Regions from separate parts of the Mus musculus genome. Here all the other regions are linked to region 2. The links are chromatin loops, found by intact Hi-C in ENCODE. Cell type or tissue: heart. All regions are shown on one strand.

The links. Peaks named below come from ENCODE experiments on the same cell type or tissue, not always from the same donor. Only the 100,000 strongest peaks of a DNase experiment are listed, where the experiment ranks them.
Region 1: it touches region 2 in a loop (2.3-fold over the local background); 4 of 42 quality-filtered maps call a loop at or near these places.
Region 3: it touches region 2 in a loop (1.8-fold over the local background); 3 of 42 quality-filtered maps call a loop at or near these places.
Region 4: a loop joins it to region 2, with 5 times the contacts of the local background. A loop is called at or near these places in 3 of 42 quality-filtered maps.
Region 5: it touches region 2 in a loop (1.9-fold over the local background); 3 of 42 quality-filtered maps call a loop at or near these places.
Region 6: it touches region 2 in a loop (2.1-fold over the local background); 4 of 42 quality-filtered maps call a loop at or near these places.

What each region holds. Positions count from the first base shown.
Region 1 is chr14:86,560,814-86,564,813 of GRCm38, forward strand. No RefSeq gene overlaps it. Among named protein-coding and RNA genes, the nearest start is that of Gm32969, 37 kb to the left of the region's middle. In heart, a CTCF peak has its summit at 2,148; no DNase peak of the experiment used is centred here.
Region 2 is chr14:86,337,131-86,341,130 of GRCm38, forward strand. No RefSeq gene overlaps it. Among named protein-coding and RNA genes, the nearest start is that of Gm32815, 39 kb to the left of the region's middle. In heart, no CTCF peak of the experiment used is centred here; a DNase peak (open chromatin) is centred at 2,071.
Region 3 is chr14:86,430,687-86,434,686 of GRCm38, forward strand. No RefSeq gene overlaps it. Among named protein-coding and RNA genes, the nearest start is that of Gm32913, 10 kb to the left of the region's middle. In heart, no CTCF peak of the experiment used is centred here; no DNase peak of the experiment used is centred here.
Region 4 is chr14:86,467,500-86,471,499 of GRCm38, forward strand. No RefSeq gene overlaps it. Among named protein-coding and RNA genes, the nearest start is that of Gm32913, 47 kb to the left of the region's middle. In heart, no CTCF peak of the experiment used is centred here; no DNase peak of the experiment used is centred here; H3K27ac peaks cover 1,441 bases.
Region 5 is chr14:86,450,999-86,454,998 of GRCm38, forward strand. No RefSeq gene overlaps it. Among named protein-coding and RNA genes, the nearest start is that of Gm32913, 30 kb to the left of the region's middle. In heart, no CTCF peak of the experiment used is centred here; no DNase peak of the experiment used is centred here.
Region 6 is chr14:86,445,710-86,449,709 of GRCm38, forward strand. No RefSeq gene overlaps it. Among named protein-coding and RNA genes, the nearest start is that of Gm32913, 25 kb to the left of the region's middle. In heart, no CTCF peak of the experiment used is centred here; no DNase peak of the experiment used is centred here.

The sequences.
Region 1 (4,000 bases), 220 kb after region 2:
CACACACACACACACACACACACAGGAGGAGGGGCACAGGCCATATACAAACCACATACACATACAAACATCACACACACACACTTATATAAACACATATTTATTCACATAGACATAAAGACAGGCATACATACATACATACATACATACATAATACATACATACATTTATACATACTTACATACACAGACACACAAGCAGAACTGCAGAAGAAGTGGCATTCAACATTCTAATGAAAGTTATAAAACCCTATCCATACAGTCTGTTTTCTCAGGATTCTTGTGCTACACAACCAAGTGCCTAATGTATATTTTCTTTGACTTTCAGAATACATCCTTTTATATTGAAAAATTTCTCCTCTGAATGCTTACACTAGTAAAACCACAGCTCATGATTCATGTGCCTGATTCTGCTTCACTGAATTCTCACTCTATTTATAGCTGATATATTTTGAGGAATATTTTCTAATTGATGAGGAATTTGTCTCTTCCTGTCTTCCTCGGGTCACCGGCAAATGAAAAATAGGGAGAACCAGCGAGCAAAAAGAAGAGACTTTGTATGAGCGTAGGCTAACTGATGTTGATTATGCATGGTTATTTGGGACTCTTTTTCTCTCATTTGCTTCCTTCCATCAAACCTAGAATATGCAATTTTTATCAAATACTGGCTATGAAGGAAGTTTCGGTGACTCACCCCTAAATTCCACTAACAATTCTTTTGTGTAGTCGATATAAAAATATAACAAAAATTAAGTATAACCATGTGATTTTTTTTTTACTTTCTTCTTTTAAATCTCAACTATAAGCCCCTCATGAACCCACCTCTGGCAGCTTGTTATACCTAAACCTCTTCTGATACTTTGAACCACATTAAAATAATGCCTTTGGGGCTGGCGAGATGGCTCAGTGGTTAAGAGCATTGACTGCTCTCCCGAAGGTCCCAAGTTCAAATCCCAGCAACCACATGGTGGCTCACAAACCATCCGTAACGAAATCTGATGCCCTCTTCTGGAGTATCTGAGGACAGCTACAGTGTACTTACATATAATAAATAAATAAATCTTTAAAAAAAATAATAAATAAATAATGCCTTTGAATTGTCTGTATCCCTTTACAGGGTTAAACTTAATATGAAGAGTTTCTAGAGCCACCAATGTACAGAGTGTGTCCTTAAGACTGTTAGGAAGAAACACATTTTAGGCCATGTTTTCTTCCCATGCCACATGTTGCATCCCTCTGGGAATCCTCAGTTCTTCCCACTCTACCTAAAGAGTCTCCAAAGGAAGTTCTGTGTTGACTTTTGTATCACCAGGAGTTTCTTTCCAGAGGTGGGATGACTACACAATATCCACCCTTTCCTTACAAAAATCCAGTGTCAAATCAAAGTTCAAGTTCGTCAAAGTGTTGACTGGAAAACCCATGGGTTTATGGGGATTACTTTACACGGCATGAGTGAGGACTTATTGGACTCTAAAGCAACTGCCCTGAAAAGCCCAGCATGAGTGACAGCTGCATATGGAGTTCTTTTCTCAGCCTATTCTTACTAGTGCCACCCCCCCCACTCTCTCCCAAAACTCCTAGGCAATGTGCAATTAGAAGTGCTAATAACTGACTTGGAGGACTAGCTCAGGTTAGAGCCCAGTGATTCGCTATGTCCTCTTCCTTCTATGAGAGAATGCCAACAGTCAACACACCCAACTGTAGTGATATTTTACAAGCAGATAAGACTTGTTCGTAAAAGTGATGCTTTTTCTGCCCAGAGAATATTGTTCAACAACATGTTGGGAGGAAAAAGACAAGGAATTCTGGAAATTTTAGTAAACCCATGGTTTTGAAGTTCCATAGACATGCAAAATGCATGGTCATATAGCTCTGTTTTAATACCAATATATTGGTTTATTATCTATTATTAGGCCATTGGATAAGTTTTATTATTCGTGTGAAGACTTGTAATCAAAGCTTAATCAGAATGATAGATTTGGATTTTGTAAGCCATACTATTTGAAGATGACAAGCATATTGTGCTTCCAAACTACTACCTGTTATGTGGCTTGAGCCAAAATTAACACAATGAGGACACCCCATCTAACCTCCCAGGACCGCCCCACAGTGGTCACAGTGGTCACTTTGTGCTGAGCACACAGTGCCATCACATGGTCATATGAGGAAGAACAGCAAGCCTTTCAGTTTGACCTTGAGTGGAAGGAAATCCAAGGCACTGCCTTGGCCTTCTGAGAAAGATCTCTTCTTTGCACAGGGGCAGTGTGTGTGTGTGTGTGGTGGCAGGTATAGATTTTTCTAAAATATGACCAGCAAGAGAAAACTAAACAGTACAAACTCTGGAGACGCTACTGGAAAAATTCATATCTGTCTTTAATAATCAATAGCTTTTGTTGGCATGCTGGCTGTCATCACAAGTACTGTACGCCTGCAGACTGCAATATAATCAAGCTTTCATTTATATTTATGTGGCCAGGAGGACTTTGTATTTGATGATTTTCAAAGATGCATGGACTTGGCTCTATTTAATTCTGATACATTGGTCTATTATCTATAAGAGGCCATTGGCTAAATTGTACTATTCACATGAGAGTCAGTGATAGAAATTTATCAGAATGATAGCGAAATATTCAGATTTAGGTTTTCTTCAACAGTAATATTTGAAGATGATAAGCACATTGTGTTCCAAGCTACTATCAGAGCTAGACTTAGGAGAATCTTATTGTAAAACAAATGCATTATTAAAATAGTTTGTCACGTTGCATTAAGAGGGAAGCAGCATGACAGTTGATGGAGCAGGAGAGACAGGATACCCTAAATGGCTGCAGATAAAATCCAAGTCTGCTGAAATGAAACTCGGAGAGCCCTGGGGGAGGTCACCAACAAGGAGTGGGGGTGGACTTTCTGCCTGCTCCATCACTAGCAGAATTAAGTTTTAGTTGGTTTTAGTAATAAAATGTTTGACTTCCATCACTGTTCATTCAAAGGTGATGAAGCACTTCAGTTTCTACACCCTTTCTTTTGTTTATTCAACATCCTCGAGCTGGTGTTCCACACTTGACAGCTATTATGAGAGGATCTTCAAAGAGGGTAGTCATGGCCATTGTCCTGAGGGACCTGACAACCTTGAGTGAAAATACTCAAGATATTCTGATTGATATAATGACTTAATTACTTGATGGTCAAGTTGACAAGATTTAGAATCGACTCTGAGAAAAGGTTCTGGGTGTGTCTCTTGAGGGCATTTCCAGAAAAGATTGGCAGAGTGGGCAGCCCTTTCTAACAAGCGATCCCGATTTAAAGAGCACCAAATCTCTGTTTCCTGCCTGCCTCCTCATCTTGCTGGTGAGTGTTTCCATTTCTGCTGTCACTGCTGCCACCATCCCCTGCTGCCATCAGAAGTTAGCTCCTTTCACCCTTGTGATGTGGACTGAAGACCAGAAACTCTTCAAGATCTTTCAGGCCTCCAGTGCTTATTGGTACTGTTGAAGTGTCAAACTGCATAATGCATCATCTCCAGACTGAAGATGGCCATTATTAGACTATTCAGTCATTATCATGTAAGCTAAGCTGATGATCTTTCATAATATGTATACGATTCACCAGTTCTGTTCCTCTAGAGAACCCTGCCTAATACAGGGTGTAACAAAAAGCAGGAAACACCTCCTTCCTAATCAGCTCTTCAAGGACATTAAACAAACAGGTGCGCTATGAATCCTAATAACTGTGACCCCTTCAAAATATTACCTTTGTGGTGATGTCACATTAAGAAGTACATGAATCTGTCATTACTGTTTCAAGTCTTCTAGGATTAACATAAAGGATGAGTCAATGGGGCTGGATTTCAGGATGCTCTGCTTAACAAGTAAGAATGATTGAGTTATTTGGAGCTACATGGAAAATAGAGAATGTCATGGACCTGGTGTCAGAGGCCAGGGACTTGTTTTTATCTCTGTCACCTCCTGCACCTAGGACCCTGGAAAAATTATTCCACTTTCAGG
Region 2 (4,000 bases):
TGACATCTTGAGACCGTTCATTCTGCCTGGGTGTTTCAACCGATATGGGGCTGTGTCAGGCGAGCTAAGAACAATGTGTGCTACCCTGATGCCTGGATATTATGGGTGCAGCAATAACTAGCTTGCAGAGCTTCAAAGAGCAAAACCGATTTCCACCTTAATAACCCCTGTGGCATTTTTCAATTTTCCAGGCTGCCAGTCAAATGAATGCATGTCTGGGAAGAAAAGAAGACAAGAAAAAGAAAAGATTAACCTCTAAGATCCATGATATAAATTCTATTGGCTAAAGCTGGTCAGGTGTTAGAAAACAAACATGGGCAAAGATGGCCCTGTGTGAACACTGAGCACAAGTGTTAGAGGAAAGATTCGAGGAGAAAATCGGTTTCTTCAAAGTCGTCAGAGTGAAATAATCCTGTCGTGTTTGTTAATCATATTTATTTCCTTTTTCTCTATGTAGGCTGCAACCCCATGGCTTCCATCTGATCTTCCCACTAATTAGCCCGAGTGATGTTTCTGGAAAGACCTACACGGTCCTTTCAGATGATGAAAGCTTGCAGAAAACACATGTCTGCCCCAAGCTAAACGTGTGGATGTCAAGTACAATAAGTAAACAGGATTCTTGATTTTACTCTTTCCTGACACCCACTCTGCAACCTGTCCTTAGGCTCGGCTCACCTTCTCGCCACTGGGAAATTAAACATCCTCTGCAAGGAAGAACCACAACTTACAGAACCTAGGATCGCTTCTATTGACGAAAGGGCAAAATGCAGATGATACACAGCATCTTGGAGGTAAGGAAGAAGCCTTAATACAAGTAAGTAGTGCATTTTACCTTGTTCATTCCATTTCCAAGTATCAGACACAAATTGGATTTTTCTCATGGTTTTCTTTTCTATGAACAAGTGTCCTATGTGAAACTCTTTGCAAATCCTAGGTATAGCAAACGTAAGGTGGGGAGTCGTTGATTTCTAGAGAAAGTAACTCTTTAAACAGGTAGAAAATCTACATGGCCATTCAATGGATTCTGCCTATAGTCAACATTCCTTGTACCAGAGTGGTGGGCAGGGCCAACAAAGTGGCTACTGACTCCAAATATTACTTCAGTTGCTCTCATTCTTTTCCTTAATTTTTTATTTGTTCATTTATTCATTTATGCAAGAAATATATATTATGTAGATATTACATGCAGGATTGTATGGGAAATACCAAAACTGAAAACATAAATGTAGTCCAAACATAAGCATAGTGCTAATATTATTTCATCTTTAAATTCATTTCTTGTCTGAATATGACAGAGTGTCTAACTTGGCTTCCTTTGCCCACCTAAGTCCTACTCCAATCCACTGTCTGCGGTATCCTGAAGGTTGTGACATTTTCAAAATCAGCTCTGCTCTATCACCTTAAAAAATCATCACAGTCATCTCCTGGCTCTAAGATAAAGATCAATATTATTTAAAATTATTAAAATTTTAAAAAAGTTATTCAAGGACCCTAAAATTTTTGGACAGGTCTTAATTAATCCCAAGCCCTTCTTTTGAATATTCTTTATGTACCTGTCTACTGGGCTTCACTTTATTGCCCACTCCCCTTTTATTTTTTTTTAAATAACCCCCCTTTTTTTAGAATAATTTTAGATTTATAGAAAATTTGCACAGATAGTAGTTGTTTCCCATAAGCCGCTGACTCAGTTTCAGTTTCCCCTGAAGTTATCATCTTCTATTTCTGTGTTTCTCTGTCAAAACTGTGAAACCAGCATTGTTGCATTCGAGCAAACAAATACCATCCATTATTGAGATTTTTACCAATTTTTCCATTAGAATCCTATTTTCCATTGATGGATCTAGTCATCATTGATGGGTCTTGACCTTCTTCTGAATCTTTTAGTCCATAGAGTCACTAGGCACGACATTGCACCACTTAAAGCACTCTCATTCTCCCTGACTCCTGCCCCGGACCTCTTTGATGTATGCTTTCTGCTCATTGTTTAGATCTTGGCAGCAAGGTCACTTCCTCAGAGAAGCTTCTTTGGAGTCTGAGTCTGGTGATGGATCCTGTGTTGCCTGACTTTATATCAGGTGCTTCCTTCGCACAGCTTTTCTTAATCTCTGACTACATTTCCTTCCTGAGTCTATTAACTTCCATTTCTGCAACTAGACAATGGGGGCTACAAAAGCACAAACTTGCCTGTTTTGTTAATCATTGTAATCGGCAGGACCAAACGGTGCAAGGTAGACAGTGGCTTTTGTTTCATTTTGTTTTGTGCTTTGCTGCGGCTGTTATTGTTATGAGGAAATATGTTGAGTGGACAAACGAAGGCTAAGAAGCAGTTATAGAACATCACAGGAATGATAAACCGAGTACCTCAGACTTCCAAAGGAAGAGAAATAGAAGGCGGGATAGAATTATTGGGCGAATGGAGAAATGAAGGCTGAGACTTTGCCTGCACCGTTGTGTGGTAAAGTTAACAACCAACCACCGAGAACCTATGAAATGGCAAATTATGTTAGTGTTGTATGTTTTAACTAAAATGATACAATCAATGTGATTTTAGAAAAACAGTGGCGTGATATGGAGGATGACCTGGAACAAAAAGAATCTAGACTGAAGAGATCATTGAGATAATAATCCACCTATAAAATATTCAAGTGGTCATGAATTATAGCATACAACTTCAACCTCATCACTGAGAAAACATAGGCAAGTGCATCTTTGTCTGTTTGAGGTGATCTTGGTCTGTAGTGAAGATTTTAGACCTCTCAAGGCTTCATAATATGACTACAACCCCATTCCACCCACCAGAAAATATTCAACAGTGAAGTAAAGTAAGTCTGATAAAGATAAGAAAATTCTGGGATCATTGACACAACAAGAGCTTGGAAGCACCAAATAGTAGGATAAGCCATTCTCGTTAGAGGAAACTGTGAAGAGAATAAGTTCGAACATCTAGGTTGAGTTAAAGGCTTCATGATGGATGCAGTGGAATAGAGCCTTGAAGAGATGAATTCTGGATTTGAAAAGTCAAGGAGATTGGACTTCATTAGTAATGAGTCATTAAGCAATAATGACAGGATGAAAGTGAGATATCTATCAAATGAGGAGAAGCTAGACAAAAGGAAGATGTGTTGGAAAACTCCAGCAAAAAACTGAGCAATTCTTTTAGAATGTTAATGTTAAAATCATAATGAAAATGCTATGACAGACACTTTTGAAAAAAAGATTGTTTTAAAAGTCCCTGAACTAGTGTCCATTGCTATGTTTAGCACAGGAAATTTTATCTTCAGTTCTTAGAATGGAACGAGTCATTTCCTAATCACTTTTATGGAGAAAACATCCAGGATATCTAGTAGTTTCTCAATATCCATAAATGTTTACTGACACCCCTTTGTCAATAAAGAAGAACATGGGGCATGTTTAAAAAAATAGTATGCATGGTGCTTCTTTCATTGCATATCCTGCTTCTTATACAGTTAAGGGGGTGACTAATACAGGAGATGTGTTTCTGTGATAGCACTCTCAAATTGACCCTCATGTCTTACAACTCCAGGACACACACAATATTTGATCTCTCTGGCCCTTTCCCAGGGTTGTTCACAAGATCTAGAGTATTCACCAAAGGTGAGTGCCTGTCTTTACAACATATTTTATAAAAGACCGCAAAGTTCATCATGACTCTTGCTGAGAGCATTTTCACCCTGAGAAGCCAGCTGCTATATCAAGAGGACATTCAGGAGGCCCATTGAGAGACAAGATGCATATGGTAGGAAGAAGGCTTGGGGACTGGACAGCAGTGCGGAGTTTGGACCATCTACAACCAAATGAATGCACCTAGAAATGGAGTCTCCAGATCCAGCCAAGTCTTGATGAAACTAGAGCTGCTGTTTAACCGCTACCACATCAGAGTCTCTGACCCAGAGCCACACCAAAACACCGCTCTCTACTTTCTGCTCTCACAAATTGGGTGAGATAATTAATGCTTATAATTTTCAACCTGTTAGATATA
Region 3 (4,000 bases), 94 kb after region 2:
ATGAGTGTGTATCCATTCCCTTGCTTTGAATATGAGACACAAACTCAAAAGCAATGATCATGTAAATGTGTTCGTATGATTTTCTTTCTGCCTCCCCTCTCACACAGAGAACATTGCCCAGCATTCTCAGCCTTCAGAAGAATGCGTCACGCTTTCATGTAATGGTCTGATGTTAGAAGGTCTGGACTCATATGGATCTTCCTCCAGCTCGAAATCATGCCAGGTAAGCTGTTTAGGTGTGAGGGCAGTGTTGTCCTCAACTTTTGCAGATGATGTTGTGACCATTTATGTCTTAAATTAGGCAGTACATTTTGCTTTCCTTGCTTCCATTCAGCTTCCTAGTAGAAATCATCTATTTTAAGTGTGGACAGTGACAGTGCTCTGACCATGTTGGACAGCTCCAAGACAAAGAAATCAGCAAAACCACATGGAGACCTTAAGTAGACTTCATGCTTAATTTTATACATTATTTTGAATAGTAAATGTAGAAACATAAAACTGATTATTTGTAACAATAACATTGTATCTAAACAACATGAAAATATTTATTCTTGAGTCAAAATGACTGCCACCTCAATGCTTAATTATACCCAGAGCGTGGTTTGTGTTCATAAATTCCTTTTAAGGCTTCAGGAAATTCTGGAAAGCAAAACCACATTTCTGAGCAAACATGGTTTAAGTTTCACTGAGGGACCGTGAAAACTACATCCTGTGGAACACACACGGGGTATTTACAGGAAATGTGCTCTGCGATACTGAGCCTGTTTGGTCTGAATGGAAGATCACATTTTCATATTTTAAGGTCAAATTACATCAGCTTCTTTCCAGTAAAAAAGAAAAAAGAAAAAACAAAGCATCATCATAGAATGTTAATATCTGTAAAGCCTCAGCGCTTCCCTACTGTGATCTCTCAGGATAATTCACTGAGGACCGGACAGATGAGCTGCAGTACTCATTTAATACCCAAGTTGTGCTGAGGAGAAAGGATTTCCAGGATAAACCATTTGCAGGAGAAATTCAATCTACAGCCTTTGTTTGCAGAACATACACTTAAAGTAGAAGAGAGAACCCTCCACCACACACAAATTCATATTCCCCCTGTCATCTATGTATTTCATATTATTGAGCTAATTTGGAACTCTGGCCTTTGTGATTACATAAAATCATTTCAGTGAAAGAAATGACCAAAGTGATTCATCTTGGTGTCCTCTCTCCATACTTTTTCTCATCCTCACTGTGGAGTTTGTGCTATTGTTATGGTTACAGGACCACACACAAAATATATTCAATAATCATTTCCTGAGCCCCACTGCCAGGTTAAGAATGAGACAAAACACCGCAGGAGTTTTCACATTTGTCTTCGGTGTGTGTAAAATCCAGCTAGAGAGAGAAGGTACTTATGGGACTAAGAAACAAAATCACAGTCGGATGAATGATCAGGGTGGTACCCATGACTTTAAGAACACAAACTGGAGTTGGAAAGACTCTTGCATCCTTCCAACAACAGGAAATGAAATTCCCATTTCAGGGACATAAACTTGAATTCTGTTGAGGGACATTTTGGCTGCTGTAGCAGATGTTTGAGACCCCATGCTACAAATAAGGAGTGTTAACGATTACAGGTGGTTATCACACCAAATTGACAAATAACAGTAACAACAACAAAAAAATCCATGAAAACTTGAGTGGCTTCTGTGAGGTTTGCTGGCAAATTTTCAAACTGCAAAAGGTTGCTCATAAATTATCTTCCAAGTTGATTTCTTATTTCTTTGTTTGCTGGTGAAATGTTTTAATGAGCACCGACACCACCTTGATGCAACTGGGAGCTAGTGTTATTTGTGGAAAACAGGTTAGGGTACTGCTCAAGGACATACCTTCGTGAAAGATGTTTCCACCCCAGCAAAACATCAGTGAACTCACAAATCTTCCGGTGAATTGGGGACAGCCACAGCAACGATCAAAGCAGGGAGGTTTGGGTCCCTGGAGACCTTTCCTCGCAGATTCATACAGATGACTCTTTTGAGGTCCTCTGGGCACGTTCTAAACAGTCATCCTCCTTTCTCATTCTGCGAGCGTGTGCAGCCTGAGTCTCTTGCGCGAAATCACATCCATATCTGTCATGTGCAAGGGTCAAACTGGATGATAGACAGCTCTCCCACCCACACATATGGAAAGAACACCACTGTTAATATTCCTGCTGGAGACTGAGCAACCTAGATCTATAGGTTAAGTAAATGCTGTATCAAACTTGCCAGCCTACAGGGGAAATTGCAGTATAGTACCATTTGCAGCATACCTATGTTGTCCTCCTTTTTTTTCTTTTTTTCAATCCTGAAGGATTAACTATTGCAATTTTTCCCCCCACGGAAATTCAAGAGGCTAAATAATCCACCCAAGGCCATACATACAGCAAGAGGGAAGACTTTAGGATTCTATATCATTGTTCTTCTTTGATCTAGGGTTGAAAATAGTTCACAGGAGTTTCAATTTTCAATTTAAGCAACATAAAAACATGGTGACTGTTTAACAAATAAGCAGAAACTGTATTGAGTTAATACTGAAAGATGTTGATAAAAACCAAATGCTCTTTGGAAGTCCAGCTGATATTATTTTGGGTGTGAAGAAGCTAAGGAAGGCGCCCCGAGCACACTTTGGAATTTCTTTTAAATAGTACAGCACCCGACCTGAAGTGGACTGTAATACAGAGCACTGCTCCCTCTAAGGTAGTAATTCCACACGCGTGCACACCTTCTCAGAACCTCAGTCTGGAATTTGATCATTTGTCCAGCCGTGCACAGTACCTTCTACAGTGTACTGAGTGAAAATCGGAACCCAGTTTTATCATATATCCATACGCTTCCTTGGTGAGCAGTTAGTCAAAAGTCAGGGGTTTCAGGTAAAACATTCAAATCCACTGCGCTACACTTAAGAATATAAATGTTACTCAAAAGCTACTAAAATCCCATGCCCTTGAAACGGAATGAAGAAAAATGAAAGGGGAAAATATTTCTTTCTTACATAATATCAATCTTACTCTATTCCAATTGCAGTTTGAATGCAGTGTAAACAAGACTATGAAAAATTCCCAGCATTTTACATGAACCATCATGTTCTTCTTTTAATTTCTCCCTCTTTCATTCCTCTCTGTGGAGGCATTGGTTTCAGAGTAACAGGAATTGAGATTGGGACTAGTGTTGACAACTTGACAGAATCAAGAGCCATCTAGGAGAGGATTCTAGATATTGCAATGGGGGGTTATCTTGGTTATAATGATTGAGGTTGGAATACACACCTACTGTGGGTAGACCCATTCCCTCCTGAAATTCTAGATTACATAACCTGATAAAAATGAACTGAATAGCTGCAAACATTAGTCATTCTCTGCTGCTGTGGTGGCTGCTTTCCCTTTTGATTGTTTTATTTTTAGCTATAGGTGTGTGTGTGTGTGTGTGTGTGTGTGTATGGTGAGGGACATGAACACATGCACACTGAGCCCAGACAAGGAGTATCAGCTCCCCTGGCACTGGAATTATAGCAGTGAGCCATCCGATGTGGGTGCAGAGAACTGAATGATGATCTTCTACACGAACAGTATGTGTGTCATCTCTCCAGCTCCCCTTCTGCTTCTTGACTGCTTTGTGCTATGCACCCTCAAGCTCCTCACCCTGTGATTTCCTTGTCTTGGTGGAATATAACCTGGAACTGTAATCCAAATAAACCCTTCCTCCCTTGAGATTCTTTTCTCTGAGTATTTTATCACAGCAAAAAGAAATGTTTGGTAACAAAGGAGAGAGAGCAACTTGTTCATTCATTCATCTAGAGAATATCTGACTATCTACTTTTTTTCCTGAAGGATATTGTTAACCAATCAAAAATCCTCATCCTTATGATACGCCTATTCTAGTGATGGGAAAGATGGCCAAAAAGAAATAAAACGGAGTATGTATTAAACAGTTGGCAATAATAAAAATAGAGATAGTTAACTACCTGAGATGCAATT
Region 4 (4,000 bases), 130 kb after region 2:
AGTATGCACACTATTCAGTATCATCCATAACTCTCAGGAGCTCTTCGGACTTGGAACATTCCGCCTCTCTCAGAGGAGACTACACAACTCTTACTTGTGCTTTGGACACATACATTTGTGACACACTGTGGAGGAGACGGAAGAAGGCCATTTGGTGGGCAGCTCTTCTATGGCCAAATCTTTTATCAAAATGCACACATCTTAGATGATATTGTAGTCAGCTACATCATATCTGACTCTGATGTAGTTAGAATATGAATTCCCTTAATGAGACCTATTTGTTGAAAGGAAAACCAGATTGCAGGCCAAAAATAACTTTAAGTCACTATCTAGAATCTATGTAAACAGGTCGTTTCATTTAGATGGTTTGGAATTTTCAAAATTGTTTGAAATCTGAAAAACCTAGACCCTGTGATATGGGATGATATGATTAATCAGACAGGCTCAATGGCCTCATTCCAGAATAGTCTCTAAAAAACTCATACCCTCCCCCGGCTCCCCAAACACCCATTTTGAGATAGCCAGGATAATTTTCTTCATTTCCTGCCCAGGCAGCTGTGGAATGTTGTAATTCATTGTTAGACAGCTGCACCAATGCTCCTTAGAAAAGGATACATCTTGTCAAGGATACAGTTATTCTCAATTTTTGAGTTTATTTTTTTAACACCGCAAGTACCCGCCAGATGTAGAAATAGTCTAGCCTGAGAAGCCTCAAAGGGAAGCCGGATCTAACATGTGCATCCCCGCTTGGAGGTCAGTGCTACAAATACCCTCACCAGGTCGCCTGTAATCTTCTCTGCTCCAGCAAACAGTCCAACCCACTCCTTCTGGAAAATCCTCTGGACTCCTCAAAATAACTCCTTTCTCGCTGAGTAAACTTTAACCCTCTCCTGGAAGCAGATAAGAAAATGCATCCCGGAAGTGAAGAGGAGTCAGTTTTAATCCTCAATTATCTCCTCTCTCCTCATCCACCAAACAGCCGTGTTAACTTCTGATCTTTACTAGGAAGCTGTGATGAGAGCGAAAGAAAAACTGGAAGATTAAAATCTCTCTGCGTCAAAAGCAGAAAGCAGACTATGAGATGGGAGGCTGAGAGGCAGTGTGGAGTGAAAACAGGAATAATAGGAGTGGGGACTGTAGACCAGGAGATATTAGCAAGAGGAGAGGGCGGTGAGGGAGAGAGGGTGGCGAGGGAGAGATAGAGAGAGGGAAACTAACAAAGTCCACAGATGTATGTATGTGAAGATGACAGGAAGAAATCCATCTCTTTGTATGCTAAGCAAAATAATAATAATGATATACTTCAAGGGATAGAGATACTCACATAAGAATAGAAATTTCCCTCAGATAATGAGAGACATGACTTGGAAGATTCCTAGGATCAGATATGCTTTGAATCAATAGTAGTGTCATGAGAGAACTAAGACATTAAATGACAGAGGAAATGGCTATTAGGTCGAGGGACATATGTTTAATATGTTCTAATGTCAAGGTTTGTAATTTAAATATCATGAATCACAAACAGGAAAATTACGAAGGAAATTTTTCTACTCTTAGGGTTTCCTTTGCTTTCCAAATAATTTGATATTTTACCACTATTTCGACTTTTTGAGGTATGTTAGAGTGGGGGAAATGGACCCTGAAACAATTAAATTATTCCCTTGTTCCTTTCAAGAAATTTGTGTTTAATAGCTATTTGGAGAATGTCTCCCAATAAAAGTTCCCATTTCCATTTCAAAATATCTAATACTTATTAAATTTCGACAAGTACCAGCCAAGCTATCCAAGAAGTTCACGCAATCAGTCATGAGACTATCACGTTCCCCAGATAGAAAGGGACAGAGAGGCTGTCCATGAGCAAAGCCAGCAAGTTCAAGAAATAAAAGAATCAACTAAACTTGTGCAGTCAAACATCCCTTTGAGAACTTCTGAGTACCTGGAGCCTACTTAGCACCTTGCTGGGCAGAAGCAGCAACAAGGAAAATCCTGAAGGCCAAAGCCCTTCTCACAAAGCTTGAGGGAGGCAAGGGAAAGACATCTGCCACATAGTTTTAGCGATGTAACTGCAGCAGCCCCAGTAGAGCTCAGGAAAGTCAGCAATTCTCCCAGTTCGTTGTCCTTAGAAGTTACTTCTTTCCCCCAGTGCCATTCACGGTGCTCAGCGCCTTGTTAGCATGCTTTACCACTTCTCTGTATTCCTGGATCGTGTTTCACTGTTGCTTTAGGTTTTTTTGTTTGAAAGCTGAGTCCTACTTGGTACCTCAGCTTGGCCTTGAGCCTTGAGGGAGGACAGCATCTGTCTGAAGAGCCTAACTCTCAACCAACACATGTCCATCCAGACTATAAGCAAATAGAAATAGAACTGTACATATCTCTCTAGATAGGTCACGTTGAGCGGCAGACATGTTCCTGAGGTCCTTGCCATGATAAAGCCCAGCCCCTGCTCTTGAATTAATAAAAGGCATTCAAAAGTAAGAGGCAATCTCTTATGAAGGGATTAGAGATCCTAAAAATCTGACAGAAAATTAGCATTGTACTCTAGCCATATCATTATATATGTTTCTTCTCTTAAGTTCAACACTGAATTTAATTGCATCAATTAAATTTTTTGTCTTATCTCAGATTATATAATTAGCTTGAGCAGATCTCTGCTTTCCCTATTGTTCTTTACCAAACTTCACACACACACATACACACACACACACACACACACACACACACACACACACACACACACACACTGCTATTTTTCTGAATTGTTTTTTTTTTTAATTACACTTAAGCATCCATACTGCCCCTAGACTGACAGACTTCAACAAAACTAATTTCCCATCCTCTTATCAGAGGTCGGTAGTGAGGCAGCAGCCACATGGAAACTATTTATAAGCTGCACAGGGCAATGAAATGCCAGAAAGTAAAATTGGCTGTCTTAAAGATTTTCAACAGACATTCTAAATCCCAGAGCGATTTCTTTTCCAAAATTTTAATAATTAGTCATTTTCTTAAGCTGTGACAAAAATAAAGGACAAAAGCTTCCTTGAAAGGATGTTAGAATTGTTGTACCCTACTTTGTCAGGAAACTTAATAAATGTCCCACCAAAGAGGGTCAGGAACAGACATCCTGCCAGCCTCACTGCAGATAAAAACTCTACTGATAGGCAGTTGAGCCCCTGACCTGCAAATTAACACACCCTGCTTTTCCAGATGGCGATTGTCCAGAGTGTGGCCTGACAGTCATGTCAAACAGGGAGAAGACCCGACTAACAGCCTCATTTTCAATAGTGAGTAAAATCAGGATCTGAAGCCAGGTCTCTGAAGATCAGATGCAATGACATGAACTTAGTCCGCTAATAAACCACAGCCAGGGTGAACAATCAGGAGAGTGGGTGCCGTATGATTCTGCTGGCAGGAGGAATTACATTAGTCTCACTTGTACCTTCTGCCTTGGCATAAAACTTGGAAAGAACTTTAATCAGTTTCTAAAACTCCATGTCTGTGCATTGTTTAAAAGCATTAAAATGCATTGTTGTGTTAGTTTTGTTTTGTTGTTGTTTTTCTCCTCCTCCTCCTCCTCAACCACCTCCTCCTCCTCCTCCTCCTCCTCCTCCTTCTCCTCCTCCTCCTCCTCTTCTTCTTCTTCTTCTTCTTCTTCTTCTTCTTCTTCTTCTTCTTCTTCTTCTTCTTCTTCTTCTTCTTCTTCCTCTTCCTCTTCTTCTTCTTTTCTTTTTCTTCTTCTGGCAAAATCATCTTACAAATAGCCTCAGGAGCAAATTTATATATTTTATTATATTATTCTAAGGGGCAAAGTTCAAAGGAAAAACCATAGTTTTATCCTTGAATTATGAGTGAAAAAAACCAAAAAAAGTGCACATCAAACCATTGTTGAAAGAACAAGAGAAGCATGTCAAGTCACTTTTTGAAGTATTTTTAAACATTTTATGTTTTATATCTAGAAGTAAGTAATAAATGCTTAAAATTATGACTTACTTCACTGAATTCA
Region 5 (4,000 bases), 110 kb after region 2:
TAATCATGACTGAGCTCGATTGGATCTGGAATCAACTAAAAGACAGACATACCCCTGGAAAGTCTCTGAGGTTATTTCCAGGGAAGGTTATCTGCAGGGAATAGACCCTCCCCAGAGTTGGCTGCATCTTCTGCCCTAGATCTACAGATGCCGCAGGGGAATGTAGTGCCGTTTGCTTGCTGGCACATGTTGCTGGTGTGTCTCTACTGCTAATGCCATTGACCTCGCATATCAGACTCCAGTTCCAACCCAGGCTGAAGACTGAAAGTTCTCTAGGAATCTTTCAGGCTTTTATCTCCAGACTGGGGCATTATAGCCTCAGGAACCAGAGCATCTACCAGAAGCTCTCAGCCTCTCTAGCATGTGAAGAGCCATTACTGGACTATGAAGCCCTTGTGTGTAAGCCAATTTAATATGTCCTTTTTATAATATATATTAAATATCAGATCTGTTCCTCTGGAGAAGTCTATGATCCATGAAACTTACAACAACCAAATCTTATTCTTCTTCATTTAACATTGCTTTGTGTGCTCTGTCTTCCTCTGTAATCCACAGGATGGGCTATAAAGTCACAGATGGCTAATTTATTTCAGCTATCTGGACATCTCTTACTTCTCTAAATGTTTTAATACATGTCTACTATGTCCTTTACCTTGACTTCTCGAAGGATGCTTCTAGATCAACTGTGGGAGCATCGCCCAGGAGCCTGATTGAAATGCACAGTCTTTGGAACTTCGTCATAGTTACTCCCTCAGACTCCACATGTGGGAAGTTTTCTAGTTAATTCACATGTATATTCATTTTCAAAGTGGCACATCTGTGGGTACTGGAAATGGCTGTGCCTTAGAGGAATGAAGACCTAGGCTAGAAACTTGCTATGCTAAATTTCTCTCCTTGTGACCTTTAGAAAAGTATTTTGCATCTCTGACTCTCAATATCCTCAACTACTATGGAAACTGTAAAGTGATCCAAGAGTCATTGCAGCAGATTCTTAAGTCTCCCTACAGTTACTAAATCAGATGCTCTCAGAAGGTTATGTTTTTAACAAGTTCCCCAGCTTATCCTTAAGCACACTTTTACTTAATAGTCAGTACAGCCAATCAATACAAGGAACAATCTTTTCTGTCTTCTTGTCATTGCCAGTGACATTAGAGTAACGCAAAGAAGAGGAGCGATTTGAATAATCTCTTGGAAATTCATGTTCATGCCATATTTTGCCTTCCTTCTTTAGTCTACACCACACATAAGGAATTGGTAGTTCTCCCTAAAACTAAGTTGTGGGAGGAAATCATTTTATGCAAGACCTTTCATGGTAGGCAAGCAACATTCACAACATTCTCCCTCAACAAAAATGTATGGTGTATAGTAGGTGAATACTTCTATCAGTGGCTACTCAATGACCTTCTGACTTGGAGAGGAATACCCATAAGGTTGCAATGAAAAGTAGTTTCTCATTTTCTAATTCTCAGATGTTTCTTTGCCTGTCTGCTCATTAAACTGTGGAATATATCAAGTACTTTCTTCTAACTGTGATGGATGTAGTCTTTGCTAATCAAAGTAATCCTTTCAACAGTGTCCGAAATCTTAAATTAGGAAAGAAATGATGGTGACAAACATTTGGTGAGCCTCTGCTCTATGGCAGACACTACAGGCTATCTTACACTATAGGCACCTCTACGGCTGCAGACTCAGGAAGTCCCTTCTGACTTCCTAAGATGCAAATGTTGACCTGTTTCATTCTATGTGAGGATGAGCATTGGACACATTGTTTGCATATATTCATATATATGTGTGCGTGTGTATATATATATATATATATATACTATTCTGAAGTTCATTTACCCCAATAGACCCTTGAAGCATGCAGGCACACACATGTGTGGATAGACACACACACACATACACACACACACACACACACACACACACACACACACACACACACACACACACATACATACACCCCCTTAAGAATTGATATGTCTAACTTGTAATCTTTTCAGCATTTTAGTCCATTCACCATTTTTAACTTCACAGTATCATGAAACTTAGTTCATAAGATATTGTTTAGTGCCTTTTCTGTTCTTTGGGGCCCCAATACACAAGGTTAGGGAGAATTACTCAGACACTAAATGATGACAGTGCCTATGAAGACTGGCTCACATTATTCTTTAGAATGAAGCCTGTGCAAAGAAATATATTGGTGCTATGTGAGAAACAAGAAATATGATGTCAGGAAAGGGCTCTGGAATTCCCCAAAAGGAAGACTTGGTATTTGGCTGAAGGAGACAGATAAGGTATGGAAAGGACCTTACTGTTTTGCAATGGAAGATCAAGCAGGCGAAGCATTAACTAAACAAAGGAGAGGAGACAGGAAACTCTGGAATCTACCCAAACAAATGGATTGCTTGCAAACCAGGGACTGTGTTAGAAAAAGCAGGGAGTCAAGATTCTGTCAATATTACCAAAAGCATGGAATGTCAGGCTGAGGTCCATGTCATATATTAAGAAAGTTTCAGAGACATAATTTGCGGAGAGTACTTAGAAGACACAAAAGCCAGTGGTAATAAACAGGAAAGCTGCCAGCAAACCAAAACCCCTGAACAAGTGGTGGAGGGGAGGGGAAGCTAATGATAGCATTCCATGATATATGTGCTCATTTCAGAAGACTGTGCATGGGCAGGAAGAAAAGCAGACACATAACGAAAGGCAGGAAACAGAGTAGGCCACCTAGAATCCTTGCTATCACCAAGGACTACTGCTACATCTTCCATTCTGCTTAGTCTCCTAACTTTGTTGACTCTGCAACCTTACTTGTGATGGGATGAATAATATCACAGGGGATCTCAGAACTGACTCAGTGAAATTGTAAAATGCCCCATTCCAACCAGTATCTTTGTATCCAGATCTCCTTTTCTCTCCCCAAGTTCCTGCTACTCAATGTGTGATCAATGTGCACCAGCAGGAGCACGAATGAGGGGCGAGGGGGGAGGGAGAAGTTAGAAATTAGACATCCAGGCTTCTTCCCAAGCTACAGAATCAGGTTGATATGGTCATCAAACATTCATGCTCCCCCAAAGCTTTGGAAGCATAGCCCATACAATCTTGAAATCTCCCCACCCACATCCCAGACTTCTCAGCCTGAACTTCTCCATGGTTTTCCTACCTTCCTGAAAAGAAGGAAAGAGAAAACACAGGAACGCATAGAACATAGCCCTGACTAGAAGAATTGCCTATGACTGTAACACAGCAGCACTTTTTTTTTCTTTTTGCTAAAACTGTCACTAAAGAGCATTTTGAAGACAGTTTTTCAAAGTGAATTTCAAAAATGTTCGAAGAAAAATGACTTCCAAAGACAATTCAGTTGGCAGTTTTTTCTGCTGTGTTTGTATGGTTGGGACTGTCTCATTATTTCATTGGCATACCCATAGTCAAGCTTTTAAAATGATATGTAAAGAAAAAAAGGCACTGTGCTGGTGACAGAAGTAATCCAATTTTAAGGCAACAATCAGGACCTGTGGCTGAGAGAAGAGAATCTTTGATTCTGTGGATTAAGGATCAAACTCAGTCCTGAACACCTTTTGCATGTGGCCACCATTTCAATCAAAGCCTTTAGGCCCTTGACATCATAAAACAACAACATAGGAAAGGATCAAAGGATGGAGAATTCTCTGCAAGGAAGGATGAGTTAAGATGCTGCCAACACTGGTATTCTCGGCACAACATCAGCAAGAATGGGATGCTGGTAAGTTTGTGAGGCAGCAAGAACTGGCATTCCGATTCTGAGCACAGAGAAGACAGCGAGGTGATCTCTAAGGCCTGTGCTGTGAAGGGGCATTAGTGATGAGGAAACGAGAGCTGGAAAACAAACACGCCCGGATCAACACCTCAGATGTTCATCCACCATGGACTTAAGTCTCTTCATAACAGTCTTCAAAATACTTCACAAAATCTGCCCAGAGATACCCTCTTGAATTCCCTAACCTTGATGAGAACCAGT
Region 6 (4,000 bases), 110 kb after region 2:
TAGAAAACTCTTTTTGTTTTTCTGCACCTAATATGTGAACTTTTCCCACGCCTCTTCTTTAAGGGCAGTCATAAATTAGCAAATTTTATTTTTACCAGCCCAGTTAGACATACATTGCATTAATGACAAATCTCATAATTAAATTACATGAAAAAGCATTGTGTCCTTGTATCATTGCTGGTTTCTCTGCTGTTGTTAGTGTAACTTTCATTTATTAAGATGTGACTGTCTTCAGTAATGTGGCCATCTGTGTTACTAATATAAAAAAAAAAACCTGTTCTTTTATTCTTACATACACCACCTCCCTCCAAACATCTAACCATCAGCTTATTCTGACTTGCCCGAGAGACAAGAACTCTTTCCTCATTTTAAAAGTACTCATTTTAAGAATTTTGAGGTTCTCCTTTTCTCTGTAGACCTAGAGAAAAAAAAATCTCTAAATTTCTGACAATAAACATCATAATCAAATGTGCAGAAGTCCACAGCTATTAGTTAGCAAAGATACTGAGATTATAGAGAAAATGTCCCTAGGCAGTTTGTCTCGCTATTGTGTGCTTTGAAACTGTACAATGCTACTTACCACAGGGCTGAGGACAAAGGGAAGGAAGATGTCAGACTCTGCAAGGCAGTGATCATTTTTCATACATACATTAGAACACCACACTACTAATTCTGTCCCTAGTATTTATGGAAAAACAAAAGGTAAACGTTTTTTTCTTAACAGTTGAAAGGCAAAGTCAGATTTCTGTACTCTCAGGAAAGAACTTATGAAAGAGATAACTCTATGGAAAGAGTATAAACAGAGATATAAAGATGCCAGGATCCATTTTGTAACCTAGTTTGAGTTTTATCTATGTTATATTTAATCTAATTACTAAAGAAAGTGACTAGGCTAGCTCATACTTGATAAAGAGGAAGAAGTACTCTATTCTGGACCAATAAGAATGCCTTTCATATAATAACTTCTGAGAAGTATATATTGCCGTATAACTCTCTCCAGAGCCTCCTATAAGTGTTTGCTGAATAGTTGTTGTTTCCCAGGGAGTTTAACTTTTTAAAGACTCACAGTTTCAAATTTGCCTGCCTCTTACGACAACAATTTTTTTTCAACCAGGCATTTATGAGTACCTTACGGAAGGAGGAGGAATACCCAGAACAAAATAGTCAAGCAACAAGTCCGTGCTCATTTGAGAGTCCATAGGCTTTCCCTGGGACTCTTTACTCCTAATTACTGATGTCAGAAAAGCAATCATTAATGTAGACAACCTGTTCCAACAGCCTCATGTCAAGAGGAGACTGCAGCTGGGAGGCAAATGTCCATACCACAACCCTACAGTCATCATGAAGAGTCCATGAAAATAAATTAGCCATGGACCAAACCTTGTTTGTATTGGGAGGATGGCACTTTTGTGCATTTCACTGCATGGGATTCTTCAAATGCATTTCTTCCAGTTAGCAAGAGAAGAAATCAAAGTGCAAAGAAGTTGGACCTGTGCCCATTTTGCCTGGCACTCAACACTAAGAATCAAGAAGGTTATCAGTTGATTAACACAATAGGATTAGAACTTGATAAAAGATGTTTAGTGTTGTTTGGCCAATACGCATCCTCTCTCCAATACCATTTTATTCTCAAGAACAAAGGGTATTAGGTCCAAGAACTGTTCTGATCCAGATGAGTCAGTCAAGTCCCTGAGAAATCGGAACATCAACCAGGTAAGTAAAGAATTAGATTGGTGCTGTGGATTATAATAGAAGTTTGAAAGTGATAGAGGGGGAATGCACAGCAGGGACTCCCACTGTGGACTGCAAGTGGAGAAAATGTTTAAATGACTTCTTAAGACATAGATCAGAGTGCTTGAAGCAGAACAGCAACACACACACACACACACACACACACACACACGGTAAATAAAGAAAAAGAGAAATGAAGAAAACTGGAGCCTAAGTAATGGTCAGTAATTGAAAGAATGAGTAATGATGGAGCTGGGCAGTGAAGGATAGGTGAAGTCAGGAAATTGGGATTTAACTATTCGGGTCAATAAGAGCTAAGGAAGTTTTGGATGTTTTGTTTTAGAGCTGATTAAAGACTGTTGTGAATACTTAGTAAGGGTACCACTCAAGGTTACAAGTACCACTTTCCTGCCATGCTGGCTAGAAATGAGAACAGCAGGGCTCCTCTTTGCTTATTCTAGCCTGCCTTTGCCCAAGCTGACATCACCATTCACCTGCCTTTCTAGGGGATCAAGGAGGCATCAGATGTAATTGAGCAACCATAGCAAGTTCTGTGTTGGCAGTGAATGGAGTCATTCATTCTGGCTATGGGATCTTCATTACAATTGCATGAGGCTTTCACTGCAGGCCATATTATCAGAGTCTACTCAATTCTGGCACAAGGAGAACTGTCTGGTGGAGCCAACTACAAATGTCATGTCCAGCTTTTACGCACAAAGGAAGTGAGAGCTTTTATATATATATAAAAGTCCAACACCCATTATCACTGATTCATCTTCCCAGCAGCTCCAGGATATCTCAGATTACATTGTCTGACACTGGCAAAAGGGAACGAGGACAAAGTTGAAGGGGAGGGATTGCCACTGGGAAGTCAGAGGCTATCATTTTAGGTTCCAGCTGCAGACAGCCATATTCCACACTGGAAGTCAAGCCAAGGTCTTACCAAATGATGGCTGAAAAGCCTTTATAAAACAGAATGTGAGCCCTAGAGTCTCCTGCTCCTGGCGGGAGCTGAGAAAGGAAGCAATAGGGGCTGGCTGTGATTTTTCTTTGTCTGTGATGACAGAGCAAGAGAAAGAGGTGCCACAAACATGAGGGAGAGGAAATGAGAGATCTTTATGCTGAGCCACTAGAGTCACCAGAGGGGTCTGAAAACTGCAGAATTTGTACAAACACCTGCATGTGCTGATGCGCTTGTGCATGCACACACACACACACACACTTCCCTGGGGGTGTTCCAGAACATAAAATGCAAGGATTATTATTTTCAATGCTTGTTTTGATCTTGCCCCAAAATTTGAATCTATTCTGTGAAGCTCTCCCTAAGTGTCTTCATTGGAGAGGGTCCAGCCAGGAAACAATTATCACAGGTATGTAACTTTGCAAAAAAAAAAAAAAATGTAGGATCTGGTCACCATAGGACTATTTGTTTTACACCAGCAGCTGGGATTTAATGTCTACAGGGAAGGCAGGAAAAGGGAAAATGTCAAATGGGGTAGTAGGGCTAAACTAGAAGCCCCATGACTCTCGCTGGCATCTGTAAGAGAGCTTTCTTCATAGGGACCATCACACACCTTGATCAGAAGCTCTGAGAAGTAGAAGGGGAATCCAGTAGAACATAGAACAGCCCCATTCTTAACTACAGCTTGATGCCAACTAGGTGCGGAATGTGTAATTGAATGGGGAGATGATAGGGCGGGGAGGCAGCCATATAAACTATCCACAAAATTGTCTACTGACTTGGCCCCTCCAGCTACTATAGTTGTGTACCAAAACACTTACAAATATGTCCCTATGGTATACCTTAATAAGACACAAGGAAAAGAAGCCCAGTACAGTACAGTCAATCTGTGTTGCAAAGCTGCCCCATAGGCCTTAAAAATTAATTTTCATAGCTTCATATGGGAGATATCTATCTGGTCTATAAGTACGGTAATGATTTCCCAGGGCATATGAAACACCATAGACTCAGGGCTTAAAACTACATATTCTCTCATATCACAAAAGACTAAAAACCCGAAAATCTATATTTTATCAGGACCATGCTTTCTCCAAAAGCCCCTCAGAGCCAAAGGGAAAAAAATTGTCCTGAAAGAAATATCTGGTGACTGCCAATGATCAGTGTTTCTTAGGACACAGATCCTGGCTCTATTTGCCATTACATGTGATTACGTGTAACTTGTGACTCTCCAAGTTTTTCTTGCTTCTTAGAAAGGTACTAATCCCACTACCCTTTGTACCTACCCTAGTTGACCTGACATTAGTATAA